Linked DNA regions of Homo sapiens: region 2 is linked to region 1. The links are chromatin loops, found by intact Hi-C in ENCODE. Cell type or tissue: dorsolateral prefrontal cortex. All regions are shown on one strand. Each heading gives the region's core, and the rest is flanking DNA. Links, peaks and the distances in the headings are about the cores only.

The links. Hi-C counts contacts between places; a loop is a spot of excess contacts. Peaks named below come from ENCODE experiments on the same cell type or tissue, not always from the same donor. Only the 100,000 strongest peaks of a DNase experiment are listed, where the experiment ranks them.
Region 2: it touches region 1 in a loop (2.3-fold over the local background); 5 of 110 quality-filtered maps call a loop at or near these places.

Annotation. Positions count from the first base shown.
Region 1 is chr15:43,914,313-43,929,677 of GRCh38, forward strand. It overlaps FRMD5 (FERM domain containing 5), which reads right to left. Exons shown (of 14, transcript NM_032892.5): 2 at 9,893-9,997; 3 at 5,455-5,497; 4 at 5,147-5,225. Among named protein-coding and RNA genes, the nearest start is that of WDR76, 95 kb to the left of the region's middle. RefSeq lists enhancers at 13,603-14,254, 14,255-14,904. In dorsolateral prefrontal cortex, for the core only: no CTCF peak of the experiment used is centred there; no DNase peak of the experiment used is centred there; H3K27ac peaks cover 2,088 bases.
Region 2 is chr15:43,961,617-43,976,981 of GRCh38, forward strand. The region is part of intron 1 of FRMD5 (FERM domain containing 5); the gene reads right to left. Among named protein-coding and RNA genes, the nearest start is that of WDR76, 140 kb to the left of the region's middle. RefSeq lists an enhancer at 11,288-11,789 and a silencer at 13,336-13,385. In dorsolateral prefrontal cortex, for the core only: no CTCF peak of the experiment used is centred there; a DNase peak (open chromatin) is centred at 8,352; H3K27ac peaks cover 3,941 bases.

The DNA.
Region 1 (15,365 bases), core at 5,861-10,860:
CTGGCTTCCCCTATTTACTATTTCCTTTTTCCTGACTATAATTATGTTTAGTACGTCTTCCTCCCCAATATTAGACTGTAAGCTCCTTGAAGTCAGAGACTATGTTTTATTTACTTTTAATATTCTTCTACAGAGCCTAAACATCCTGTGCCTAGCTTATCCATCTATCCATCATCCATCCATCATCCATCCATCCAGTTCTGACACTTACTATATGTGCCAGGCACTGTCACAGGTGCTGGGAATGCAGTAGGGAACAACCTGGAGTCCTGTTAATGGAGCTTACATTCCAATGGGGGAGATGGCAAAATAATAACAAAACAAAATAACAATAAAGACTCACATTTACTGAGTGCATGCTGTGTGCCCTGTTTCATTCAGTCCTCCCAGCAACTCTATGAGGTGACTACCTTTTTTTTTTTTTTTTTTTTTGAGATGGAGTCTTGCTCTGTTGCCAGGCTGGAATGCAGTAGTGCAATCTCGGCTCACCACAACCTCCACCTCCCGGGTTCAAGTGATTCTCCTGCCTCAGCTTCCTGAGTAGCAGGGATTACAGGCACGTGCCACCACGCCTGGCCAATTTTTTGTAGTTTTAGTAGAGACAGGGTTTCACCATTTTGGCCAGGCTGGTCTCAAACTCCTGATCTCAGGTGATCCGCCCACCTCAGCCTCCCAAAGTGCTGGGATTACAGGCGTGAGCCACTGCGCCCAGCCTGTGACTACCATTTTAATCCTTGTTTAATGGATGAAGAGACTGAGTGCTTAGAGATACTGTTCTTGCCTTGTCACAGAGCTAGTTAAAGAACAACCTGGGATTTGAAGCCAGCTCTCTGATTTCTTAGCCCAGGGGTTGGCAAACTACAGCCCACTGCCATAGTTTCCAATGGAATAAAATTTTACTGGAACACAGCCTTGCTCATTCATTTATGTATCGTCTATGGCTGCTTTCACACTACAATGACAGAATTGAGTAGTTGCGACAGAGACCATATGGCCCGACAAGCCAAAAATACTTACTATTTGGCCCTTTACAGAAAAAGTTTGCCAATCCATCTTAGCCTAAGCTAGGCTCAAGCGATGTTCACTGAAGGCACAGTGGCCTGGTGACTCCGTTCGTTCATGTATGTCTTGATTCATCCTGTTAACGTTTTTTGGAGCACCTGTTGTGTGTCAGACATTTTGCTTCCTTGGACGGCGGGGCCCCATTTGCAGTCAGTTTCCTTCTCCTACTTGATCTTTCCAAAGAGTTCATACACCTGCAATCCCTGTTAAAAGCCAAATCTGGTACCTGAATTTCCCATTTTCTTTGCCTTGTCTCTAGCCTAGACAAGAAAATCTGTTTATTACTTTAAAAATGACAAAAGAAATTAATCAGGATTTGGCAACTAAATTTATCATCTGGGAAGAAGCCAAGAGATAAACTGAAGCAAGTTCTGTACTCCCTACTTCACCCCCTTCTCTCAGCCTGGCTTTATGGGAATGGCTGAGACAGCAGTGAAATTTAGGACCAATATTGCCTGGAAAAAACACACTGACAGCTAAATTAGTTTGGCAGCAAGGTGGGATGGAGGGCTCTAAGCCAGGGATGAATTACGGATGTTGAGTGAGGCTGGGCCCGGTATCTCCTCTCTTAAGATCAGTAGGGATGTGAATGAGGAGAAAAATGCAGCTAATTCCACAGGCTCACAGAATGCCCCAGGGAGGGGGAGGCACAAAGACTGCAAAGCAGGCCCAGGCACCGGTGGTTCACACTCCTGACAATGCTGGAAAACTGCATACTAGGTAAAGAACGCTGGTGAGGTTGAGAGAGAGGGGAAAATTGCCCAAGATGGTTAGCACAAATGCATGCAGACCGAGAGGAGCTCCTTCTCTTGCCAGTGTCCTTGAAGTCTGCTGACTTGGTGAGAGGCCTGGCCATGGTCCTAATGCTGTGCTTACCAGGACTTGGATGACTACCTGGGATAGCTTTCTCTCTCAGGAAACAGAAGTTAGCTGCTTAAGTTTTAGGATTCTAGCTGGTGGGGAAAGGGGACAGAGGAGGAGTGGAGATTATTAGAAAAGAAGTACCTTTCACATAAACAAGGAAGAAAAGCCAGTACTAACTGTACTTGTGCATGATGCAGAGCCCCTGGGGCCTACGGACTGTGTAATGAATCTGGCAACGAAATATTGAGACTTTGCTCAGTGCAAGGCTCACTGTGGGTGTATTAAGAAGTGTAAGAGGCCGGGATAGTGGTTAATCTTCCCGACAATTCTATGAGGTAGATATCACTATCCCCATTTTATAAATGAGTAATCTAAGGTTAGAGAGGTTAAGTATCTTATTTCCAAGTTAAGTATCTTATTTGGCTGTATACAGCCAACAAGTAACATAAGTAAGATCTGAGCTCCCAGGTCTATGCTGCTTCTTGGGTAGGAAGGTCTGTCCATTCATGTAAGATAGTGACACTGGATTTACAAAATTGTATTTTTTTTTTTTTTTTGAGACAGAGTTTCACCCTTGTTGCCCAGGCTGGAGTGCAATGGCGTGATCTTGGCTCACTGCAACCTCTGCCTCCTGGGTTCAAGCGATTCTCCTGTCTCAGCCTCCCGAGAAGCAGGGATTAAAGGTGTGCACCACCACACCCGGCTAATATTTTGTCTTTTTAGTAGAGACGGGGTTTCACCATGTTGGTCAGGCTGGTCTCAAACTCCTGACCTCAGATGATCCACCCACCTCACCCTCCCAAAGTGCTGGGATGACAGGCGTGAGCCACCACGCCTGGCGGAAAATTGTATTATTAAGAGCTCTTCCTAAGGGCCAAGATAACCATACATTTCCAGTCCTTTAATCAAATTGGAAAGCCATGTGTCTGTGGTGCTCTCACTGGCTGCTCCCTCTCATCCCCACTGTTGGTCCAGTGAGGTGGACAACAAAGACGTGTTAGGTTTGCTCCGATATGTAGACAGGAGTACCAACTTTGGGGTCTGCCCTGGCACCAGTACCTCTTTTAGCAGAGACAGACAGAAGTTCAGAGCTAAGGCAAACACTCTGGAGATCATGAGTGGGGCAGGCTAGTGGTATTTTAACAAAACTCTTGAAAAAAATTTTTTTTTGAGACAGAGTCTCACTGTGTCACTCAGGCTGGAGTGTAATGCCGCAATCTTGGCTTACTGCAACCTCCACCTCACGGGTTCAAGTGATTCTCCTGCCTCAGCCTCCCGAGTAGCTGGGATTACAGGCGTGATGGCCCGGCTAATTTTTGTATTTTTAGTAGAGATGGGGCTTCACCAAGTTGGCGAGACTGGTCTCGAACTCCTGACTTCAGGTGATCCGCCCGCCTCAGCCTCCCAAAGTTCTGGGATTACAGGCGTGAGCCACCACACCTGGCCTGAAATTTTAAACATAGTGGTTCTACCCTTACTCACCTACCTAAAGCCTTAGGGTGTCTATGATTTGGATGGATTTGGTTTTCTGAAGCAAAGCAAGAGCCACCTCCACTTCCACATAGATGAGCAGAGCCTGGGGCTTCTATGCCTAGTAAGAGACATGAGATTTGGTTCTAGCTACACTCTTCACTGTCTTCAGTGCTTCAAAGTAGGTGGGTACACGCTGCCCTATGCATCTGCAGGAAACAAGCCTTCCTGAAGAGGATCTCCCTCAACTCCCATGTGAAGGGCCCATGCCGAAGAAGCCACTTTTCTCCCCTGTCCCACTTCCTTGTTGCCTTTGTACTGATAATGCCTGCTTCTTGGCCCCCTCCTCTCCCCATTTCCTGATTTCCTCTCTTAGAGAAATTTTTGCTCCTTTCACCTGGCATGCTCTTTAGATCAGGAAATGAAAATAATTCTGGCCGGGCACGGTGGCTCATGCCTGTAATCCCAGCACTTTGGGAGGCTGAGGCAGGCGGGTCACGAGCTCAGGAGTTCGAGACCAGCCTGGTTAACATGGTGAAACCCCGTCTCTACTAAAAATACAAAAATTAGCCAGCCGTGGTGGCAGGCGCCCGTAATCCCAGTTAGTCAGGAGGCTGAGGCAGGAGAATCGCTTGAAACCAGAAGGTGGAGGTTGCAGTGAGCTGAGATCGCGCCACTGCACTCCAGCCTGGGCAACAAGAGCGAAACTCTGTCTCAAAAAAGAAAAGAATTCCATATTCTTTCCTCCTTCTTCCCTCCTCCTTTTCTGTCTTTGGAATTTTCCCAAGCAGTTAAGGATCTAGGAGTGGATCTCAAAGCCTTACAGGATAACCCGTCTATATGGCTGGCAATATCCTCATTCCCACCTTTGCTGTCTCCACGGTCTTAGGGAAGGGGTTAGAGCTGACAGTCCTATCTCTTCCTCAGCTCTAGGATTCCCTGGCATCACATCCTTACCTATGGTCCTGCCTTCTACAAAGTAACATCAAGGTTTTGCTTATGTCAAAATTAGGTCTTTCTAATATAAAAATTAGGGATCCATGTTGTAGAGTTCTTGAATCTCTGAGGTGAGACTTTCACAGTAAATTTCGCTCAGATACACAAAATCCTGGGGAAGCTTTGAAGCTCTCACTCACTGACCCTCTTTTAGGATGGCTGTGGGCACAGAGGTTCTTTTCATCCTCAAGTGGCGCTGGATGAGACAGGATGCATTCCACGCAGCTGTCGGCCTGCCACAGAACATGATCCCCACAATAGTTTATCACGAACCTGATCCAACAGCACCACAGAGTTTATCCATTTTGATTTTAAATCTTCAGTATCTCCCAGCTTATCTTTCAGTGTTATGCCTTTGGCATTTTCCAAGTATATCCATTAGACCACTTGAATCTATTTGCAACCTCCGAAATAAGCAGCAACATAGCTCTCTCCAAAAATGTCCACAGTGGCAACATCATAGGTAAAAGAAAAGACGCTTCTGATTAGTTACTCCAGAGCCCTTTGAGAGTGACCAGTTCAAGAGGTAGTATTCACACTTCTTGAAGGAAAGAAGTCCACTCTGTTGCGACTGCACTGAGGGGTACGCGAAGAAAGCATGTGGAAATGAAATACAGAAGTCATTATATTTAGGAAGAGTTCCTTGCCTCTAAGAGTTAGGCGCTTCCAAATGAGAGGCTCTAAGAGGTCACCATCCCCCTTTCCTATGCTCTCCAACAGGTCCTAATGGCTGCGGGAAGCATGTTCACCTCACCTGGTTATTTCTTCTTTCAGAGCAGCAGGGTCTGCAGGATAAAACTTCACACGGAAGCACATGGTGAATGGAGGCTGGGCTGCAGAGAAAAAGAGGTGCTCATCAGGGAAGACTCTCACCCAGAAGAGGACAGGGCTCTTCTGCCCACTAGCATGAAGCAGCAGAAGAGAACCCTCATATATTTAGGGCCAACTTATACTCAGAACAGTGGGAAATTATATATGTAGATCAAAACTTGAGATAAGTGGGAGGTTTCGTCCCACCCTCCCCAGGGGTGTGGCTTGAGTCTTTTCATGGAGAATACTTACATCTCAATTGTTTCACCACAGACTTTGTAAATTCCAGCCAATGCTGAAACAGAGAACACAGAACATGAAAACCCTAATGAGAAGGGCTGTAAAATATAACTTGTTTTCTCCAACTTAAAAAACTAGACAGATTGTAGCCTAGGGTGAAAGCAGCCCAAAAGCTTATGAAAGATAAGTTTGGTGAGTAAAGAGTGATATGATTTTCTGAAATGAGCTCCCATGGAGCCAGCTGTGAAGGGGGGAATAGTTCCAGCTTCAGATGCCATTTATGGGCTTCCCTGGAAATGCTGTCTTCTAAAGCAGGGTGCCAAAATTCTGAGCCATGTTTTTGGCATGCGATTAAGGCACAAGCGACTGCATGTATGTGTGGCGGGGACAGAGCCCCACCTGGGTTGAGTCGGGAAATACTGACTTTAATGGGTGGTGTGTGTTTCTGTTATGCACCAGCTTTTTTTTTCTTCTTTTTTTGGCAGGGGAGTGGGAATAGAAGATTTTGGTAGCAACTCTAGAAAGTAGTGAGAAGTGGAAATTTCCTAAGTCAGGGATGGCTGGTATATATTCCATCTTTCTTTGAGTAACATAAATTGCCAACCCTTGTGTTAGAAAACACATACTCAGGATTCCTTGGCATCCAGTGATGTTTTAAAATCTAAATCTCAAATGATAACTAACCACAACCAACGTGTAGGATAGTACCTTCTTCCCCTTGGATTTTTCAAGGAGGCAGGACATAGAGGCAGAATACATTTTCCCATGGTACTTAACGTCTGGGGGAAGCAATGAAACCATTCTATATGTGTTCCTTAATTCTACATGGGTCCTTTATAAATTTTATTATTGATGTTTGTTGCTTTTTGCTAATCAAGATTAGGTAGGACTGCTATTAATTGGAGTTTGATTATCCAGAGGTAGCTTAACATTGCCAGATGTAAGCTCCATGAAGGCCCAGAACTGTCAGTCTCGTTTACCACTGTATCACCAGTGCCTAGCACAGTGTTCAATAGGTAGCTGCTGAATGGCAAAGGGACTGGGCCCATACTTCCTTCTTTTCTGGCTACTTCAATTTAGTGTAATGTCTTGGCAGAGTCCTCCCTCTGGCAGGAGAGCAGCCAGGGCGCTGCAGTCAGCATCCTGGCCTCCCTTGATTCCCAGTGATCACCTTCTGGGCTGGGCCATGGGTCATGCAGTTAATGGACCCACTAAGAGCCAGTTCTTCTGTCAGCTCCACATGGATAATCTGGACTGACATTCTGCTCTCCTGCTTCTGCTGATCTGAGTTCCCACGAGGCTGGCAACTCATTATAGCCACTCAATGTGGTTAAGAGGCCCTTCTCACATTACACGGCCCACCGCGGCTCAGCTTCACAGGGAGGCAAAGGCAAGAGATGAAATTGCTCAGAAACAACTGGGGTTCCAGGGTATGCCTGTGAAGACGGAGGAGGCCTATCTGTTCAGAGCACACTGGAATTGTGGACAGTGAGGAGAACATAGCCAGTGCCAGGGATTCAGTACACAGAACAGCAACACCCCCAGACATTAGACTGATAGATTAAAAGAAATAAACAAAGGAAGGTAGAAATTAATGACTGTGAGATGCATTATCAGCAGAGGGCAGATAAAGCTGAATGACAAAAGCCTATTCCCCTTGACAATAGCTAGAAAGAAGATTTTAGTTTTATTGTAGTGAGAGCTCAAGAAAGGACTGAGGCTGGAGGATAGTAGCAAGGGGTGAGAAGGGACTGAAGAGCTGTCACAGCTGATCCATGGGATTTGGAGTCTGGCAGAGAAATCTTGAGAGGAACCCAAGAATATGGTGATGGCCAGAGTGGCTTTTTGCAAATGCCTGACCAAATCGGTCCCAGATTCACTAGCAAACAGACAACATGGGCTTAGGGAGGAGGGATTAAAAGAAGAGGAAAAGAAGATTCAGAGAGGAGGGTTTCCTCCCCTATCTGAGTGAATGGGCCAATGTGGCACAATCTTCAGACTCTAGGGGCTTGAAAGGGTACAAAGCAGAGGCCAAGAGAAGGTGGAGGCCCTGGGCCCGAGTCAGGCATCCTGGGGAAGGAAAGTAAGGGCAGCTCCTCCAGGAGAGACCAGGAGAGCTTGCAGATGCATGGAGGCTCCTGCAGAGCAAGGACTGACATCGGATGGATGTAAGTGCTGGGTTCAGACTGTCTTGAGACCCAGGGAAAGAGGTTTATTTTAGGCCCTTACACCCTGAGGGAGCAGGGGAGCTCAGCTCCTCCATCCCTACCATGAATCAGTGGACTAAGGACAACTCTCTACAGGTCCCCATTTCCCTACAACCCTCAGTTACTGTCTCAAGCCTCTCTGCTCTCCTTAACCCCTCCCGCAAGGCACAGAATTACACAACTTTCAGAGGCTATCAGTTATACATTCAGCATGGAATCTCAGAAACCACACTGGCCCTGGAGTCAAACAGGTCTGAGCTCGAGGCTGGCTTTGCCACTGACCTGGGGCAAGTTACTTAACTTGTCTGAGACTTTATTTACTCATCTGGATAACAGATATTATCATTAGGGATACTCATCTCATTTTGTTAAGGATGAGATGGAATAACATACGTGAAGCTCTTAGCTTAGTGCCTGGCACGACTCAGTGAGCAGTATACATCAGCTGGAAGAATTAGGTTTGTGTGCAGCGCAGAGCCTGGCAAGCAGTAGGAACTCCATAAATGTTTACTTCTCCTCTTTCCCATGTTCTTATCTCTCTCTAGTTCCTTCTCATTTTAACCTTCACCACATCCACATATTCTCTTACTCTCCTCAAGCACATTCTGACCTAACTAAAAAACCAATGAACAGGATACAATTCGCCTTTTTTTCTTCATATACCACCACTCTAGGGGATGAAGAGATCTTGGAGTAACTGGCCCTCCTTTTTTTTTTTTTTTTTTAAAGACAAGAGTCTTGCTCTGTCTCCCAGGCTGGAGTGCAGTGGTGTGATCTTGGCTCACTGCAACCTCCACCTCCCGGGTTCGAGTGATTCTCATGTCTCAGCCTCCCAAGTAGCTGGGACTACAGGCACATGCCACCATTTCCGCGAATTTTTGTATTTTTAGTGGAGACGGGGTTTTGCCATGTTGCCCAGGCTGGTCATGAACTCCTGGGCTGAAACAATCCGCCTGCCTTAGCCTCCCAAAGTGCTGGGATTACAGGCATGAGCCAGTGCACACAGCCAGCCTTCCTTTTTAAGGATAAAAGTTTGGACCAAACAAAGAAACACCATCATTACCTCTCTACTTTGGTGGGGATGCCAGAGAGTACATCTCCACAAAGAGCAAAGGGTAGATGAAGGGAAGTTATAGAAACTGCAGGTGTCTGCAAGCTGGGAGGCTGGGCAAATGGACGTAAGAAATACAACACTATAAGCCATTAACTCACTCATGCATTCATTTCTTCAGAAAATATTTATTGAACACCAACTACATTGTAGGCCTGTGCTAGTTAAATGGGAGATAGTGATGAATGAGACAAAGTCCAGGCCCTCATGGAACTTACATTTTTGCAGGGAACACAGGTAATCACAGAATGATGTAATAAGTGCTATAACAGGGTAGCAGAGGGCACATGGGGGCCCATAGGAGGATCCCTAATACAGAGTGGGGTTAGGGGAGATTTCCCAGAGGAAGTAAAAGTCTAAGCTGAGACCTTAAGTGTGAAAAGGAGTTAGCTGGAAGAAGGGTGTGGAGTGTGGAGCGGTAAGGAAAAGGAGAAGATTCTAGGCAGGGGAACTCTATAGGTGAAGGCTCTGTAAAGAAAGAAGGTATGATGTATCTGGAGGGCAAAAGTATTACTGTCTGGCGGGACCACAGCAGGTTGGGGAGATGAAGCTGGAGAAATAGGCAGGGGCCTGAGATGATGGACTTGTTCCTGAATCTGTCTGGAATATCAGCACCCTTGGCTATCAGAATGCCCTGTGTCTGCAGAGCTGCCTATGCTGTGTAGAGCAGAGCAAGAACTGCAAGATCTGCAAGGTGCTGAAAGGCCCGCGCTGGTTTGGCTCTGTCTGTACTGCCTAGATTGGGTTGGTATGGCACCTTTGGTGAGGCCTTTCCTAACCAGTACAATGTGCTTCAGCCTGCTTACTAGAAAGTGGGCAGGAGAGGCTCACCCTGTGACTTGGGCTCCGAGACCACAACTCCAGCCCAGCTGCTCTGCCTCCAACTTTGTGCAAATCATTTAAGCTCCCTAGCCTGCCATTTCAGCAACTGTAAAATGACAAGCTTCTCCAGGTGAGCTCTAGCCAAGGTGCCTTCCAGGTCTAATGCTATGATCTGAAGAGACGACATCCAACTGCAGGGTCTGGTTGGTCCCTGATTCCTGAAGCTTGACTTTGAATATGAATGACAGTTCAAGACCTCAGTCTTATTGACTAGCCCTGTCCTCCTTTTGTGCTTTGAATATTGACTTACCCGCTGCTTATCTGGGTCTACAAAGCGGATACCAAAATAGTCTTTCTCAAGTAGGTTCAGATGGTGGCAAAGAAGGTCAAACAGGTACTGGCCTTTGGCATCTCTCTGCAAAGAAAGAAAACTCCATTGAGAAATGAGTGGGTTTCTTCAGTGTAACTTTTTTTTTTTTTATAGCCATTAAAAGTTGTTTGTAACTGTTGCATGTGTCTATGAAAGGGGTGAATGTCCATAACTATGTCCTCCACATTGTGATACATCACTCACTGTCTGGAATCCAGAGGCTTTTAGCACCTGGAAGGAGCCCAAGAACCCTTCCCACCACAAAGATGTCAGAGAAGTCAGGGTAGAGTCAGGTAAGCCCAGTTCCCATCTCAAATGCACAGAGAGCTTTCTTAAACTGTGGGTGTAGGGAATGTCAGTGTGGAATACAGCAATAATTACACCAGGCCCAGCTGACTGAGCCTCTAAAGTAAATCTTGAATCCATTCACTTCTCTTCCTCTCTGTTACCAACACCATAGGTCAAGCCACCACCATCCCTCAACAGGACCACTGCCAGAGCCTTCTAACTGATCTTCTGCCTTTGCTCTTGCCCTTTCAGTCCATTCTCCGCACAGCAATGAGGGTGTCCACAATTTAGACATCATCTCTTTCTTGCTGAATAAGTGATCAGGCACATTGTAGGATATTTAAACAAACAAAAGGATATACTATGAACAGTAAGTCTCCCTTCCACCCTGGCCACCCTGTGCCCCAGTTCCTCTCCCTAGAAGCAACTGTTATCAGCTTCTTGTATATCCTTTTTTTTTTTTTTTTTTTGAGATGGAGTCTCGTTCTGTCTCCCAGGCTGGAGTGCAATAGCGCAGTCTTGGCTCACTGCAACCTCCACCACCTGGGTTCACACGATTCTCCTGTCTCAGCCTCCCAAGTAGCTGGGATTACAGGCATGTGCCACCACGTCCAGCTAATTTTTGTATTTTTAGTAGACACGGGGTTTCACCATGTTGGTCAGGCTGGTCTCTAACTTCTGACCTTAGGTGATCTGCCTGCCTCGGCCTCCCAAAGTGCTAGGATTAAAGGTGTGAGCCACCATGCCCAGCCCTCTTGTATATCCTTTATGTGATGTTTTATACACAGGCAAACCTACATACATATACATCTCCTCTTTTAAAAATACATTTTGTAACATATTTTTAAGCTCTTTTCTCCCACTTAGGGTATCCTGCAAATCCTTCTATGGCAATATATATAGATATGCCTCACAGTTTTTAACTGCTGCATGTCACTGCAATGAATCTAAAATTATTTACCCAGTTCCATATTGATGACATTTGTTTCTAATTTGCTATTACAAACAATGTGGCAGTGAACATACAATGATCTTTATGTTACTCACTTCTCTTAATTCTTGTTGCTCTCAGAATAAAATGAAAACTCTGATCATGGCGTCCCAGGCCCTATACAGCCTGGCTTCTCTCTGCACTCACCCAAAATCATTTTCCTCACTACACTTCAGCCATGGCCTTTCCGTTCTGAACTCCCCAAGGCTTTTCTGCCACTGTCTTTGCATTCCCTCTGCCGGGAATGTTCTTCCTGCAGCTCTCTGCAGCCACTCCTATTTTTTGAGGACTCAGCTCAAATGTCCCCTCTTCAGAGAGGCCTTTCCCTATAGTACAGCCCTTCCCAGTTACTTTCCATCTCATTTTGCCATTTATGTCCTTCATAGCACTTATACCAATCTGTAATTATCTTGTTGATTTGTTTAGTTATCTATTTACTATCTGCTTCCTTTCTAGACTGTAATTTTCATGAGGTCAGAATCCTTCCCCCAGAACTTAGCACAGGGCCTGATGCATGGCAGGCAGGTCCTCAATAATTATTTGTTGAATAAATTACTGAATGAATAGAAGGGAAAAGGTTTGCTAAAAGATTTCACAAAATGGTGAAAAGCTAGGCCGTTTATAACCCATAACCTTCTACTTCAGAGACCTGCCTGGATGCCAAGGGTGAAGTGGGAGGAGAATGACTTGCAGGAACCTGTCAAAACATCTGGAGCCTGCACAGCATCCATCGCTGGCCTGTCCCCAGTGGTCTCTGCAGCTCAGTTCAGATGATCATCTCTGGCGGGTCTATGTCTAATTTTGCATACAAATTGAGGTTGTATGAGGAATTTCTGTAGTGTAGTGGTTATCACGTTTGTCTCAGAAATTGAGGTTGTAAGATAAGATCCAAAGATCTCTCCTGTGCCAAGGCCCAAGGCCATGGGTAATTACAGAAGGGCCTGGCCCTGCCCCAAGAATGAGCATATTTTAAAGACCTTCACAAAAGGTTTACACCTCACCTCTTCCCCTTCTGCTAACTCACCACATACTATCCAAGGAGAACTAGGGCAGGATGCTGATCTCGCGGCAGTTATGTTAAGAAGTTTGTCCTTGCAGGAGCTGGAAGAATAGGTGAGTAGACAGCTCAACTACAGAAGGAGGCAACATGTGGGCAACACCCCTCCTCTTCTGAGACAGGAATAATACAGGGTGGTCACAGGAGAATAAAAATTCCAGACAGCAGTTTCACATGACTAGAGGCTATGGGCTGATAAGACCCTGAAAAACAGGGCATAGACCAAGCTAGCTAAGACCCACTGAACCCAATGTGTGGCTGGATTTGACCTAGGTTTCTCCTAGGACCTCACTATAAACTCGTTAACATACTAGATCACACACCTACCAGCGCCAGGACTGTTCCAAGACCACCCATATTTGCTGTAAAAATAGGTGCCACTGCAGTTATGAGAAATCTCTACCTTTTCCCAAGAATTTTCTTGAATATTCCACCCCTTGGTTAAAGAAACCCATAAAGACAGAAACCCCAAACCCCACTGAATGACTCTCTCAAGTATGCCTACGCTCCCTTTTCTTGAATGTGTACTTTGCCCTTTGCAATAAATCTCAATAAATCTCTGTTCTTTTACTATTTTCTGACTCTTCCTTGAATTTCTTGAAAGAATTCTTATCTTCTCAATGGTGTCAAGAGCCTGGACACCAGGTGGGGTGGAGGTCTCACTGGCGTTTGGGGACCTCCCCCAGCCCACTGGTATCACTTCTGCTAGCCTCATACTCCCTCTCACAACATAAGCCTGAACTCGCAGGCCCTATTCCTCCTGTCTTTGGTCCCCTACAGGAAAGAGTGACTCTCAGGACAGAGACTCGTTATGAATCACACTGGGACTTCTGGGTGGTGGGCCACAAACCAGGTCTTTCAAAGGACTCCGTCAGAACTTTCTTTGTGCAGGGCCTATTAACTACTTCTTCACTGATGCCAAGAGAGTGAGAAGAGCTTAAAGAGGTATTTCAGGTTCTCTGGGAGCAGAGGAAACATGTTCCACTCTATCCCATGCAGCATATCCTATACTATTATCTCTCTCAGAGCAACTGAAATGGAACAGTGAGAGACAGTAGCATATTTTCATTGCTTTTCTCTACAAATTTTACTTTGCACCAAGCTGGCTTTTACATTGTGATCAGCTGGTGCTTTTTTTTTTTTAATGAAAAAATGTTTTTCACAAACACTACTACAGTATGATGTGAGTTTTACGGGCTGAAGAAGTTTGCTTCCATACATACAACAACCAGATTAGCAATGGGACAGAGATAGCTATAGGGAAAACATGCTTCTGTGATGGAAATCATACAGACTTTTAATAAGAATCCTGCCTTTCATAAAACAACTCATTCTCATGGGCTGCGAGTTCAGATGCACTTGTAAGGCTCTTAGCTGGTAAGAACCCTGAACTTGGTAGATCCAACTTCAGATTTCTTCCACTTCACAGGAAGAAAAAGGAAGCATGGCTTTTCTCTTGGAGTAGTTAGGAAATAAGGATATATCCCACTACCCATTCCCTACAGCTACATAAAAAAGACCTTTTTCTGGTTACTTTTCAGCACCTGGTGAATCCCCCTGCTCCCCCGCCGTGAAGACATAGTTCCCTCAAGTTCCCATTTACCAGTTACCAGTGTTAGATGCATTGTTTTGAGCTGCAGGGCTCTTGCATAGACTAATGAAGAGAAGCATCTTCCTTTGCTCTTTCTCCAAGGCTGGGGTGGGGGTGAGGGGAATGAGGAAAGAGGTAGACATAGAATTCCATGAAATTTAAATCCCCAGTAGGTATGCAAAGGTAGAATCAACTTAGAGCTCTGCGCAGAGGCACCTTTCACAGAGGGTTGCGACAAAGCCCTTCCTTTGAGGCACTCACACCTGTGGCTGGTGGAGTGGCCTGAGGCAGCACTGGGTGAAATCACATGCAGCTGAACCATCATGATGGGCTCCCTACAAGCCAACGGCAGGGGCAAGATTTTAGGAATTTTACAACTTCCTGGGCTTGTGGATCCCCTTGCACTTCCTGATGCCAGCTGCGTCCTGGGATACCCTCTCCATGGTCTCCCAGTCCTAAGTCCAGGGGTTTCTGGAATATTCTGTGACAGTCAGTCTTTTCTTTTGATGAGATGGCAAAGCCGTCTTCCCTTCCCTTTGCCTGCAGGTGCCCTGGCACTGTGGCTAAACTGTGCGTTGAATGTTGTGCCATTGATTATACCGGAGAAACAGGCACTTGCGCTGACAGGTGATTACTGTTTAGTCACAAAGTCAGAGCTCCAAGCCTGAGGACATTTATCTTCAGGACAAGTGAGCTGAGGCAGAGCACCCAAATCCTCACCCTGCAGCTACTTCTGAGGTTATTCTCTTCCCAAAGACATTATTGGATCAAAATAACTTATTAAGCACTCGTTTAAAAAATAAATTTATATTTTATGAACCACAACAGTGCCTATACATATTTGAAAATACTAGTGCATATAGGTACAACCCATTTATTCTCTCTATATGGTGCACAGAATGATTCATGAGCCTCTTGGAATCACTGTGCAGCTCTGAGGGTGGGATAATTCCTATTTTTGCTCCTCCCTGGAACGCCTGGTTCTGGTTCTCTATGGTTTGCCTATTCTTTAGGGAAGGGACTGAGGTAGCAAGCAGTAAGCAAGCTTGGGCCAGTGACCTAAACTATTTAAGGTTAATTGCATTTTCTGTCTCATCATCGATATCCATGGGCAGGAGAGGAGCTTTATTTTAACCCATCATGGATGAGGTTAATCCCAGGCTCTCTGGCATGCAGCATCCTGATGAGAGAAGCCAAGATGCAGAAAGCTCCACTCATTAGGCTCCACTTTATTCAATCCTGCTTACTTGTGAGGCACACAAGCACCTCACAAGCAAGTGCAAACGAAGTAGAGTCTAGCAGAGGGTAAGAGTGATTCCAACTTCCTCCTGGCTACATGCTATGACCTTGGTTCACAATCTGTTAAAGGGTAGCTGGCCTTGGTTTCACGGGCCCTTAGAGAAGGCAGAGGTAAAATGGAGGGATTACAGAAAGTGGGCACCCGTAGCCCAAAGTACAAGAGTCCAGAGGTGGAAGAAAGCCACAC
Region 2 (15,365 bases), core at 6,044-11,043, 47 kb after region 1:
ACCAATAATCTTGATGAATATTGATGCAAAAATCCTCAGTAAAATACTGGCAAACCGAATCCAGCATCACATCAAAAAGCTTATCCACCATGATCAAGTGGGCTTCATCCCTGGGATGCAAGGCTGGTTCAACATATGAAAATCAATAAACGTAATCCAGCATATAAACAGAACCAAAGACAAAAACCACATGATTATCTCAATAGATGCAGAAAAGGCCTTTGACAAAATTCAACAACCCTTCATGCTAAAAACTCTCAATAAATTAGGTATTGATGGGATGTATCTCAAAATAATAAGAGCTATCTATGACAAACCCACAGCCAATATCATACTGAATGGACAAAAACTGGAAGCATTCCCTTTGAAAACTGGCATAAGACAGGGATGCCCTCTCTTACCACTCCTATTCAACATAGTGTTGGAAGTTCTGGCCAGGGCAATCAGGCAGGAGAAGGAAATAAAGGGCATTCAATTAGGAAAAGAGGAAGTCAAATTGTCCCTGTTTGCAGATGACATGATTGTATATCTACAAAACCCCACCATCTCAGCCCAAAATCTCCTTAAGCTGATAAGCAACTTCAGCAAAGTCTCAGGATACAAAATCAATGTGCAAAAATCACAAGCATTCTTAAACACCAATAACAGACAAACAGAGAGCCAAATCATGAGTGAACTCCCATTCACAATTGCTTCAAAGAGAATAAAATACCTAGGAATCCAACTTACAAGGGACGTGAAGGACCTCTTCAAGGAGAACTACAAACCACTGTTCAATGAAATAAAAGAGGACACAAACAAATGGAAGAACATTCCATGCTCATGGGTAGGAAGAATCAGTATCGTGAAAATGGCCATACTGCCCAAGGTAATTTATGGATTCAATGCCATCCCCATCAAGCTACCAATGACTTTCTTCACAGAATTGGAAAAAACTACTTTAAAGTTCATATGGAACCAAAACAGAGCCCGCATTGCCAAGTCAATCCTAAGCCAAAAGAACAAAGCTGGAGGCATCACACTACCTGACTTCAAACTATACTACAAGGCTACAGTAACAAAATCAGCATGGTACTGGTATCAAAACAGAGATATAGACCAATGGAACAGAACAGAGCCCTCAGAAATAATGCCGCATATCTACAACTGTCTGATCTTTGACAAACCTGAGAAAAACAAGCAATGGGGAAAGGATTCCCTATTTAATAGATGGTGGTGGGAAAACTGGCTAGCCATATGCAGAAAGCTGAAACTGGATCGCTTCCTTACACCTTATAGAAAAATTAATTCAAGATGGATTAAAGACTTACATGTTAGACCTAAAACCATAAAAACCCTAGAAGAAAACGTAGGCAATACCATTCAGGATATAGGCATGGGCAAGGACTTCATGTCTAAAACACCAAAAGCAATGGCAACAAAAGCCAAAATTGACAAATGGGATCTAATTAAACTAAAGAGCTTCTGCACAGCAAAAGAAACCACCATCAGAGTGAACAGGCAACCTACAGAATGGGAGAAAAGTTTTGCAACCTACTCATCTGACAAAGGGCTAATATCCAGAATCTACAATGAACTCAAACAAATTTACAAGAATAAAACAAACAACCCCATCAAAAAGTGGGCAAAGGATATGAACAGACACTTCTCAAAAGAAGACATTTATGCAGCTAAAAAACACATGAAAAAATGCTCATCATCACTGGCCATCAGAGAAATGCAAATCAAAACCACAATGAGATACCATCTCATGCCAGTTAGAATGGCTATCATTAAAAAGTCAGGAAACAACAGGTGCTGGAGAGGATGTGGAGAAATAGGAACACTTTTACACTGTTGGTGGGACTGTAAACTAGTTCAACCATTGTGGAAGACAGTGTGGCAATTCCTCAGGGATCTAGAACTAGAAATACCATTTGACCCAGCCATCCCATTACTGGGTATATTCCCAAAGGATTATAAATCATGCTGCTATAAAGACACATGCACACGTATGTTTATTGCGGCATTATTCACAATAGCAAAGACTTGGAACCAACCCAAATGTCCAACAATGATAGACTGGATTAAGAACATTTGGCACATATACACCATGAAATACTATGCAGCCATAAAAATGATGAGTTCATGCACTTTGTAGGGACATGGATGAAGCTGGAAACCATCATTCTCAGCAAACTATTGCAAGGACAAAAAACCAAACACCAGACGTTCTCACTCACAGGTGGGAATTGAACAATGAGAACACATGGACACAGGAAGGGGAACATCACACACCAGGGACTGTTGTGGGGTTAGGGGAGGGCGGAGGGATAGCATTAGGTGATATACCTAATGCTAAATGACGAGTTAATGGGTGCAGCACACCAACATGGCACATGTATACATATATAACAAACCTGCACATTGTGCACATGTACCCTAAAACTTAAAGTATAATAATAATAATAAAAAGAATATCACTAGAAAATAAAATAAAATAAAATAAAATAAAAGCATTTGTGAATGCAACTTTTGTTATAATCATAGATTAAGGTGATGATTCACTGGGTATAGATCAACTTTAAAAAGACCAATCACAAGGGATTTAAGAAATGGCACACTAGTGGGTCAGACTCAATCAAAAGTCCTTATAAATATAATAATTCAGTGATGCCTTTTTCCGTGTTCATTTCTGTGATAACTAATCCTTTTGTGGCTATTTTCCTGAACTTTTTTTCTTTTTTCAAGCATGAAAACAACATAGCATTAAATATTGAAATAAGTGAGGCCAGGCACAGTGGGTCATGCCTGTAATCCCAGCCCTTTGAGCCATGATTGTGCCACTGCACTCCAGCCTGGGCAACAGAGTGAGACCCTGTTTCAAACAAACAAACAAACAAACAAAAAAAAAAACAAAAGAAAAGAAAAAGAAAAATGAGTGCTCATAATGACAGAATCCTGATGTAACAAGGCTTTTTTTTAATTTTGGCATATTAGATTTTGGCCTCTTTCACATGTTAATGCTTTTTCTTATGTGTAAGCATGCACATATTCAGAATCCTGCCCTCAATGGAGAAAAGATATTACCTAAAAGCCAATTCCAGATGATGACAATTTTCTTGTGACCTTGCATTCTGCCTAGTCTTATATTCTCAAGTATTGACAACATTGTGATTTATGACTGAAGTCCTTCCATACCATTGCTTTGGGTCTTGTCTAGAAGAGGCAACCTTGGATTACTAAATAAATGAAAACACAATGACTTATAGCCCACAGTTCAGAAGACTCGGAGTTGGCAAACTTACCATGACTGTAGGCAAAAGACTGCAGGAGAACTAAGTATAATTAGGGTTGCTGTGAAATAAAGGGCAAGCAAAGAAAGAGGATATGACTGAGCTATGGTTTGGATTGAAGGGAAGTCTCCAAAAAAGTATACTGAGGGAACTCACCTAGTATGGAAAAGGATAGAGCATGGCCTGGGGACTCAGTACTTTTTAAATTGACAGGGATTCCAGCGATATTTAGCTTATAACCCTTATTAATGAAAGATGCACAAAAGCAAATACAGAGTACAGAGGCAGGGCTTGAAGGAACGGGCAGAGACTTTTCCTGATTCTTCTCTATATTTACTGCATTCTATCTCCTGAGAGTTAAAAACAACTATGATCATTCACTTTGATGACCTGTCAAAACCATCTGATGTGCACTAGGATGATATCTGCCTTTTACTGATGACGTGTCAGGGACTGTACATACACTGCGCCTAACTTTGCAAAGCAAGTCTTATTACTGTATTTCTAGTTTATGATTGAAGAAGCTAAGAAATAAAGAGGTCAAGTAAATTACCAGGATTTCACATAGCTAATGTGTCTAGGTTGGGATTTGAATCCAGGTATGTGTAACAAGTAAGACTGCACCTAATTTCCCACCATGCCACCCTCTAAAAGATGCCATGCAAAATTAATCTTTTAAAAAGTCTTTTTTTTTTTTTTTTTTTTTTGAGACAGAGTTTCACTCTTGTTGCCCAGGCTGGTGTGCAATGGCACAATCTCCGCTCACCACAACCTCTGCCTCCCAGGTTCAAGCGATTCTCCTGCCTCAGCCTCCCAAGTAGCTGGGATTACAGGCATGCACCACCACACCCAGCTAATTTTGTACTTTTAGTAGAGACGAGGTTTCTCCATGTTGTCAGGCTGGTCTCGAACTCCTGACCTCAGGTGATCCGCCCACCTTGGCCTCCCAAAGTGCTGGGATTACAGGCGTGAGCCACCGCACCCGGCCTAAAAAGTCATTTTTTAAGATCCAAAGAAGCACATATGAGGGTAGTATTAATATGCTAAGTATGGCTATCAGGAACTATATAATCCCAGCTCAGTTTAGGTAATATTTTTCCACAAATGTTAATGAAAGTGCCTGCTGCATGCAAAGCACTGGACCTTGAGGCAGGAAGATATAAAAGTCACAATTCTTGCCTTTTAAGAGTTTATCATCTGGGCTGGGTGCGGTGACTTACGCCTGTCACCCCAGCACTTTGGGAGGCTGAGGTGGGCAGATCACTTGTCAGGAGTTCGAGACCAGCCTGACCAACGTGGTGAAACCGCATCTCTAATAAAAATACAAAAGTTAGCCGGGGCGTGGTGGTGCATGCCTGTAGTCCCAGCTACTTGGGAGGCTGAGGTGGGAGAATCACTTGAACCCAGGAGGCGAAGGTTGCAGTGAGAGGAGATCTCATGCCGTTGCAGTCCAGCCTGGGAGACAGAGTGAGACCCTGTCTCTAAAAAAACAAAACAAACAAACAAAGTTTACCATCTAACTGGGCAGGATAGGAAAAAAGTAACAATAGGGATAATTAACTGCTTAAAACAAGAATAAACATAATATTACAAAGGAATACATGATTAATTGCCAAACCAATCATATTTAAGACTAAGAAAAGGGAGAGATTACATGGTCTGGAAGGGTTTAGGAAGACTCCATAGAAGAGAAGGAGGGATGAGGCTGATTTTTAGGGATTGATAGAATCTAGACAGGGAGAAAAGTAGTACTGGATTCCAAGAGGAGAAATGGGGAACAAAAACACCAGAAAGAAAGCCTTTTGCTCAGAGCCAAAGGTTTAGAACATGAATGGTTGTGAGGTAGCTGGAAAGGCAGGTTAGAGACCAAGCACTGGAGACTTTGAAGGGTAGGTTAAGTAAATTAGATTTAATTCCTTGGGCAATGGTGATTCAGAAATGTTTCTGAGCAAGGGAGTCACATGATCCAAGTGGTGTTCTAGGATGATTTTTCCAGCAGTAGGTTGCAGAAAGTTTACAGAGGGGCAGGAAGAACAGTTAGGAGTTGCCTATAGGAGCATCCCAGAAACAGAGAAACAGAAGCAGAGAGAAAGAAAAGGAAGATATTTCAGTTTCATTCTGATGCTATAGATTTAGAAAGACATGGACTTGCTTCTGGCTGGAGCTGGTTTAATTAAATGTAAATTTGGAAAATAAAGCACAAATAACTTTGGATAGATGCATAGTTCAATTAAAAATTATTTGGATTTACAGTTTTGTGTCATTTTACAGATTATACAGCACTTTCAGAAATATATAAACATATATAATCATATATATATACACATAAATATATAAACATATATATATATATATGTTTGGGATGGAGCCTCGCTCTGTCGCCCAGGCTGGAGTACAGTGGCACGATCTCACCTCACTACAACCTCCACCTCCCGGGTTCAAGCAATACTTCTGCCTCAGCCTCCGGAGTAGCTGGGACTATAGGCATGTGCCACCACGCCTGGCTAATTTTTGTATTTTTAGTAGAGACAGGGTTTCACCATACTGGCCAGGCTGGTCTCAAACTCCTGATCTCATGATCTGCCCACCTCGACCTCCCAAAGTGCTAGGCTTATAGGCATGAGCCACCGCACCCAGACCACTTTCAGAAATATTAATTCATTTATCTGCATAACATCCTATAAGGTAAAGTTTGGCATTATTTCCATTTTTCAAATGTTGAAACTGAGGTTTAAAGACCTGTGGTAACTAACACGAGGCTGCACTGTTAGTACATTTTAAGATTGAGACCTGTATATAATGGGCTTCTGATTCTATATTTCATGCATTTCCTATTTTTTTTTGGTCTGAGTAATATCTTTAAATTTTTTTTTAAATTTTACTTTAAGTTCTGGAATACATGTGCAGAATGTGCAGGTTATATAGGTATACATGTGTCATGATGGTTTGCTGCACCTATCAACCCATCATCTAGATTTTAAGCCCCACATGTATTAGGTATTTGTCCTAATGCTCTCCCTCCCCTTGCCCCCAACCCCTCGACAGGCCCTGGTGTGTGATGTTCCCCTCCCTGTGTCCATGTGTTTTCATTGTTCAACTCCCACTTATGAGTGAGAACAATGCATTTCCTATTTACCACACTGATCTGAAAAAAAAAAAAAGGAAGATTTTTTTCCATTTTAGGAAATCATCATTTTTAGTTTTTTCATGGAATATTTTAAACATACACAAAAGTGTATGAACTCCCACATACTTATCATCCAGCTTCAACAATGATAAACTCACAACTAATCTTATCTTTATCTCATCTGTACCCCAACCGCCCCCAATTACTTGACGCAAATCCCCCACATCATGTCATAATCCTTTTAAATAGAAGGCCTAGGTGATATTTTTAAGAAGAATTCAAAATTGGTTGTATTCCTTGCCAATGGAGTATTTCCTATCTTTAGCTTCAATTGAAAAGCTGAGGTAGATGTATGCTGTCCTGCAGAGCATTCCTATTCGTACCAAGATGTGAGAAGTTGAAGAGCAAAATAATTGACCCTTTTTCTCAGAAGAATTTCCTGGGAATTTCATTTTTTTCAAGCTACCTCTGAAATGAAAAGTGAAATATATTTCTTTTGTTCTCCTGACTCCTATTCTGTGTGTTTCTTTTTTCCAAGCTGGAAAGATGACAGTCATTAATTGTACATAAGGTGCTTGCAGCTTTCCTAAAGGTGGTTTAAATAGAATGCCTTGTATCTATCTACTTTATTCTACTATGTATGAACGTGTATGGAATATATGCCGGGTGTTTTATTGGCTAGTCTAAAGGAAATTGTTTTTCTTTCTGTAATTTGAGGGAAAAACACATTCCTATGTTTAACAAGCTTTTCCTTCATTGCAAAATGACTGCTTTTGCTAAGGACACTATCATTTCACAATCATTTATTCTCACATTGCTTAGGGAAAAAAATACCTAGAATTTTAAAGTTAGTAACGGAAAGACACTGAAAAAAATCTTTATTTTCACAAAAATCCTATGTTGTTATTTTATTCTGAATTTCTGCCTAATTCATAGACTATGTTTCCTAGAGTTGGACAGGACTATGGGTGAATGTAGACTGATTATATCTAGAGGCCTTAATACTGATTTAGAGGTAAGAAAATAGTTTGTTACTGGCATCCCAAAATGAGGTTTAAATTGCCTTCATTCTTTTTTTTTTTTTTTGGAGACAGGATCTTGCTCTGTCATCCAGGCTGGAATGCAGTGGCACAATCATGGCTCACTGCAGCCTCCAACTCCTGGGCTCAACTCCTGCCTCAATCTCCTGAGTAGCTGGGACTACAGGCGTACACCACCACATCCATGTAATTTTTAAATTTTTTGTAGGGATGGGGTCTTACTATGTGGCCCAGCCTTGTCTCACACTCCTGGGCTCAAGCGATCCTCCCACCTCAGCCTCCCAAAGTTTTGCTGGGATTACAGGCATGAGCCACTATGGTCCAGCCATCTTTATTCTTCAATCATTGAGAATTTTACAGCCATGCACATTCATTCATTCATTCGGTCATTTATTTAACAGATATTTACTCAACACCTACCATGCCCAGTTCTATGTGTGCTTCTGAGCATATAATAATGAATAAGAGAGATATGGTCCCTCTCCCATGGGTGGAACTTCTTCATATAAATTGGTGGAATTTCTATATATAAATATTGCAATCTTTTGATTCCCAAAAATTGTCACATACACTCAAAAAGACTGGAAGTTCTTATAAAGGACTCCTTTTAAACATCTTAGCCAATAAATAACAGCCCTGAGAGGACTGTACATTTCCTATAACCAAATCCATAAGACTTGCCAGACAGAACATACGCCTTTGAGGGCCTATACTAGTTAACTGGATAGTTTCCTTGTTAAGAAGAGATGAATGATACTATTCCTCTATCCTAAGATTTTCTGGAGGTAAGAACTATACTGGTTATAAATGTACTTTTATTGGAGTTACGGAATTTTATTTCTTCTGTGTTCTGGTATAAGCATCCTCTTCTCTCAGCACCCTGCCTCTCATTATGAAACCTGCCAACTGGCCACACAGAAAGTCAGCCATGAGAGTGTTCTGGCTGAGACACAAACTGCATTTGACAAAATGCAAATCACAAAAGGGAGGATAGAAGAAAAAGTGGGAACTGGATTTTGTGCTTAATTTTCTTCAACTACTATATTGTAATGTGATTGATGAACTAGATGGAGTTCTAAAATTAAAACTAGAACCAGGTGGAAGTTTCTTTTAAGATAAATCTCTATTCTCAGAAACATCAGAAGACAACCCAGGCTGCTGGCCTGACACTCATGGCCTAGCTACTGCCAGCATTTCTTGACAATTTACTCTTGTTAACTGCTCTGCACTTCTATTCTTTGTCTTTGAAATGTTCCTCTCCCAGCATTCTTTGGATTGGAGGCAGAAAAGGCTTAGAAGTTGAAAGCACTGCATCAAATGTTTTTTAGTTTATGCCCTCTCTCGCTTCAACATATATGGTATCTAGGGTAACATACTCTTCTTGGATGTAGCATTTTACCCCATTATTTCTTTGTTGCTGTTGTCGTTGTTGAGACAGTCTCGCTCTGTCACCCAGGCTGGAGTGCAGTGGTATGATCTTGGCTCACTGCAACCTCCACCTCCTGCCTCAGCCTCCTGAGGAGCTGGGATTACAGGTGTGTGACAGACACCACACTTGGCTAATTCTTTTGTACTTTTAGTAGAGGCAGGGTTTCGCCATGTTGGCCAGGCTGATCTCAAAGTCCTGCCCTCGAGTGATATGCCTTGGCCTCCCAAAGTGCTGGGATTACAGGCGTGAGCCACCGTACCTGCCATACCCCATCTATTTCTGAAGTTCATTTCCAAGAGCATTTCTTAGGTAAATGAGACGTCTTTTTCTCCAGCAGAATTTAATTGCACTCTGTTTGGGTAGCATATTATAGTAATATGATAAAAGAAATGAGAATGTAAAAGATGAAAATTTCATTGGTGAGTAAGCTGATGACAAGGTGGGAGGAAAAAATTCAGGCCCTTTAGAAATTTGAATTCTTGCCAGGTGTGGTGGTTCACACCTGTAATCCCAATGCTTTGGGAGGGCGAGGAAGGCGAATCACCTGGCCAACATGGTGAAACCTTGTCTCTACTAAAACAAAACAAAACAAAACAAAACAAAACATTGCTGGGCATGGTGGCAGGACTGTAAACCCAGCTACTCATCAGGCTGAGGCAGGAGAATCACTTGAACCCGGGAGGTGGAGGTTGCAGTGAGCTGAGAGCATGCCACTGCACTCCAGCCTGGTGACAGAGTATGACTCCACCTCACAAAAAAACAAAAAACAAAAAACAAAAACCAAAAAAACAAAAAATAAAAAATTTTCAAGGTGAAGAGAAGATCATTTTAAAATATTTGTTTTCTGTTATAAAAATAATACTATCCATAAACCTGTCCCTCAGAGAGTACATCTGCTACTATTTTTTCTTTTGTTCAAAAAAATTTCTGCCTGGTGCGGTGGCTCACCAGCACTTTGGGAGGCCAAGAGGGCGGATCACGAGGTCAGGAGTTCAAGACCAGCCTGATCAAGATGGCGAAACCCCATCTCTACTAAAAATACAAAAGTTAGCCAGGCATGGTGGCACGCATCTGTAATCCCAGCTACTCAGGAGGCTGATGCAGGAGAATCACTTGAACCCAGGAGGTGGAGGTTGCATCTAAAAAAAAAAAAAAAAGAGTTTCTATGCAATAGGGTTGAAATGACATTATATGCATAATTTTATATACTGTTTTTAAAACTTCGTTTTTTCTTCTTTTTTTGAGTTTCACTCTTGTTGCCCAGGCTGGAGTGCAATGGTGCAACCTCAGCTCACTGCAACCTCCATCTCCCGGGTTCAAGCGATTCTCCTGCCTCAGCCTCCCGAGTAGCTGGGATTACAGGCGCCCGCCACCACGCCTGGCTAATTTTTTGTATTTTTAGTAGAGACAGGGTTTAAAACTTCACATTTAAATATAAGGATTTTTCAGTCCAGGCATGGTGGCTCATGCCTATAATCCCAGCTCTTTGCCTGAGGTCAGGAGTTTGAGACCATCCTGGCCAACATAGCAAGACCTCATCTCTATTAAAAAAATATATATTTTTATATATTTATATACTTATATATAAATATATATATATATAAAGATTTTCAGTAGAAAATATTTTAATGGTGCTTAACCTCCAAAGAAAGATACAACAGGCACTGAATATGCCTCAGATGTAGCAGAGCTCACACCTTGTTATTAAGAGAGTTCATAGAGCATGGAAGACCAACCAACTCCATCTCTCTCTTATCCCCTCCTGCAGCACATCACACAACATCATGTGGGATGGGGTTAGGGAGGCCTTTAAATGCATCAATATATTAAAAAGCATATATAAGTTATTCTCCTTTGGGTTAAATGGAATTTGTTTGCTTGGATTTTCTTCACCTTACTTTATTGAGTTTTAATTAAATATAGCTGTGACCATAGACTAATGGACAATAAGATGTGGCAGGGGGTTAGCGGTTACTAATCTGATCTCTCACCTGATAAGAAAACCTTTCTATATCTAGTAGATCTGGGGCATCTTTGGGTGAACTATAAAAAGGTACCTCTTCCTCTGGGTAACCAATGCCAGGATACATGATGTAGTTACTGCAGCACTGGCTGGATTTCAGCCCCAGTTGCCCCCTTGGCCGGGTGCCCTTGTACAATAACTAACCTATACAACTGTACAGTCCTAATCTCAGGGCTATGGTTTTCTAGCCTCCACGTGCATGACAGAGAGCTCACCACCTCATACAGGTAGTCCCATTCACCTTTGAAGAGTTTTGTGGCAAGTTCTTAATAATAAGTAAGGTCTCCTAGGTAACTTCTAGTGTGCAACTTCTACCCACTGACCCTAGCTCTGCTTTCCGAAGGATAAGAGATCAACTCCACCCAGGCTTCTACATGATTGCTTTTCAGATATTTGATACTATCCTATCCCATGTCTTCCAAGTCTTCCCTTCCCCAGGCCGAATATCTAATTCTTATGACTGGATCATCATATGACTTCTTTCTAGATTTTAGTTAATATCCTTTTCTTGTTTTTCTTGTTTTTTTTTTGAGACGGAGTCTCGCTCTGTCCTCCAGGCTGGAGTGCAGTGGCGCGATCTCGGCTCACTGCAAGCACTGCCTCCCGGGTTCACGCCATTCTCCTGCCTCAGCCTCCCGAGTAGCTGGGACTACAGACGCCCGCCACCACGCCTGGCTAATTTTTTGTATTTTTAGTAGAGACGGGGTTTCACCATGTTAGCCAGGATGGTCTCGATCTCCTGACCTCATGATCCGCCTGCCTCGGCCTCCCAAAGTGCTGGGATTACAGGCGTGAGCCACCGCACCTGGCCGATTTTGGTTAATATCCTAGTTACTTTCTTGTTTGCTAATGCTAATGTTTTTTTTTTTTTTTGAGACAGAGTCTTGCTCTATCTCACAGGCTGGAGTGCAATGGCACGATATCTCCGCTCACTGGAACCTCCGCCTCCCAGGTTCAAGCGATTCTCCTGGTTCAGCCTCCTGAGTAGCTGGGATTACAGGTGCCCACCACCACACCCAGCTAGTTTTTGTATTTTTAGCAGAGACGGGGTTTCACCATGTTGGTCAGGCTGGTCTCGAACTCCTGACCCCAGATGATCCACCTGCCTTGGCCTCCCAAAGTGTTGGGATTACAGGTGTGAACCACTGCTCCTGGTCACTAATGTTCTTTAAGTCAGAAGATCATATTGAGCATGATACTCCAAATATACTGCAGCATTATAATACAGCTATTAAATCTTAATCTAAATGCTATATTTTCCTTAATACAACCCAAACCTCTATTTGGTTTTAGAGAAACTTATATACCATTGGCTTATATCCAATTTGCGGATATCTAGAATGCCATTTCAAACATTCTCCTACTAAGTCAGGCCTCCTCAATCTTCTACTTGTACAGTTTAACTGCTGGAACTAGATGCAGGATTTAGGCCTAGTAAATTTCTTCTTGTTGATTTTAGCCCACTGTTTCAGTATGTTAGGATCCCATTGAACATATCAAATTAACTTTTTTTTTTTTTTGAGGTTACTCCAAAAGGGATCAGCTTGATCTTGAAGTTACTCTACTGGGTGGAGACAAAGAGGCACTTTCAATGCAGAGTGCTAAGTGGAACAGTTGGAATCAGCAGTAGGGTGCTATGAAAGCACACAAGATGGTCCTCTAGTGAAAGTGAGAGGCAAGGAAGAAAACTTTCCCATGAGAATAAAAATCTCAGGTGACTCCTTAAGGGTGAATGAGAGTTTGCCAAATGAAAAGGGTCATGGAAAGCAATCTAGGAGGTGAACAGCTTGAGCAAGGATTTGGGATTACAGAAATTTCTGAATGCCAATATCTTTTAGTGTCTTTCCCTTTTTGGACTCCTATCCAGTTGTCCAGAAATTATGTGCTGCAGGTGCTCATTTAATTCTCTACTTATACTCTTCCTGGACAAGTTTCTATAGGTTAAGGCTGCTTGCTTTTTATGCCTTAGGATGGTCCCATTCCCGCATCTACCTTCCCTTTTCTTTCTTTGAGAAAGCATTGGAGTTAGTTAACTCCTACCTATACTCTGGCTTCTGTAAGCTTTTCTAAGAGAGGGCGGTGCCTTATCCATTTTGGTGATTCTGGTTCCTGACACAGTGCTTGGCACACCATAGGTATTTGACAAATGTTTAAAGTGTTGAAAAGCAAAATAACTATTCACAAATTCTAATATGCATAAACAATATTCTGAAAGATACAACCAGATTCATGTAGCTCTCTGACTTAGACATCACAGGAAGCCTACTTTGTAGCCAACAGAAATCAAAGGCTTCCTTTTTAATAAAAATGAAACAAAAATTTTTCAAGAATTTGTTACATGCAGATCCTTTTAATTGTTCAAAGCAGGTTCACAGAACACTGACTGGGGCTCTTGTGGCTTCTGACAATCATCTCCCAGAGTTGTTGAGCAATTTGCCAAGTTGCCTGTTGGCTCAAAGGTGAGAACCCCAGGCTACCTAAGCTCTGCCCAGTGATGCGGAATTGTCTCTCTCTTCTAATGTGCTCAGCTGGAACAGAATCGCAGAATGTCCAGAGCAGTGAACCATGAGGAATGAGAGCAGATTAGCTTAGCAAAAAGATAAACTAGGCATCGCCCAAGGGACATTGACAAGTGAGGTGACCTCATGCTTTGCTCTCAAATCAGAGTTCTCAAAAGTCATCTAAGCTAGAATATGCCAGGGAATACCAGAGCTTCCTATTGGCAGAAAGTAGGAGAGATAAAACTAACAAGGAATGAAAGATGTAAAGAGGTATTTGCCTCAATATCTAAATTACTATTTCAGAATTCAAGAGCCAAAAAAGAGAAACATCTCCACTATCAATAAAACAAACAAACACAAAATAGACGAAACATAAGAGACCATAAGATCACCCAGCAGAGATATTCTTGGCAAATAAAATGCCGGGCCAATATAAAAGCAATAGAGAAGAGGAAACCTGAAGGGCCAATAAACACTTGAAAGATGCTGGATTTCACTGGTCGTCAGCAGTGAAACCACAATGAGACACCACTTTACACACAAGTGATTAGCAAATATTTAAAACTCTAACAACTCAAGGAAAACAATAAGACGTTGCTGAGAGAAATGAAAGAAAACCTAAACAGAGGGATATATCATGTTTATAGGTTTCAAGATTCAAAATTGTTAACATGTCCATTCTCCCCAAATTGGTCTATAGAGTCAATGCAATCTCAATTAAAATCCCAGGAGGCTTTTTTTGTAGAAACTAGCAAATGAATTCTAAAATTCATGTGGCAATAAAAGGATCTAGAATATGCAAAACAAGTTTGCAAAAGAAGAACAAATTTGGAGGACTAATATGATCTAGATTCAAGATATTATAAAGCTACAATAACCAAGACAGTGTGGTACTGACACAAAGAAAGACAAATAGATCAACAGAACAGAATAAAGAGCCTATAAATAGACCCACACATGTTCATTTTCAACAAGGTGTAAAAGGGAATTCAGCAGAGAAAGGAAAGCCTTTTAAAGAAGTGGTGCTGGAACAGCGGGATATCTATGTGCTAAAAAAAAAAAAAGGGAGAGGGAGACTTCAATTCATACCTTGTTCCATATATTAAAAAAAAAAAAACTTAAAGTGGATCATAGACCAAAATGTACAACATAAAACAATAAAATTTATAGAAGAAAACATTTGTAACCTTGGATTAGGCAAATACTTCTTAAATATAACACCAAAAACACAACCCATAAAAAACAAATAAATGTCTACTCATAAAATAAATGGATATATTAGTCTTTATCAAAATTTAAAACTGCTTTTCAAAAGAAACTGTTGAGAGAACGACATGACATGCCAAGAACTAGGAGAAAATCTTTGCAAAGCATTTATCTGATGAAGGACTTGCATGTAGAATAAAAAGAACCCTCAACATTCCATAAAAAAACAAGCAACGCAATTTTTTTAAAAAGGCAAAAGATTTGAACAGACACTTTAACAAAGATATATATGGATGGTGTTAGGAAGAGTTTTAAAAGGAAGAAAGTGAGAGAGAAGGCAACTCAATGGCCAAACAGGTTTATTTACAAGAATAAGCCTGTGAGGCATCCCAGTCAGGAATCTGGCTGAGACCCTGATTGCTTACAAGCTGACGTTTTTATACTAAAGTTTCTTTTTTTTATTTTTGAGACGGAGTTTTGCTCTTGTCGCCCAAGCTGGAGTGCAATGGTGCGATCTCGGCTCACTGCAACCTCTGCCTTCCAGGTTCAAGTGATTCTCCTGCCTCAGTCTCCCAAGTAGCTGGGATTACAGGCATGTACTACCATGACCAACTTTTTTTTTTTTTTCTTTTGAGACAGAATCTTGCTCTGTTGCCAGGCTGGAGTGCAGTAGCGTGATTTCAGCTCACTGCAATCTCCGCCTCCTGGGTTCAAGTGATTCTCCTGCCTCAGCCTCTTGAGTAGCTGGGATTACAGGTGCATGC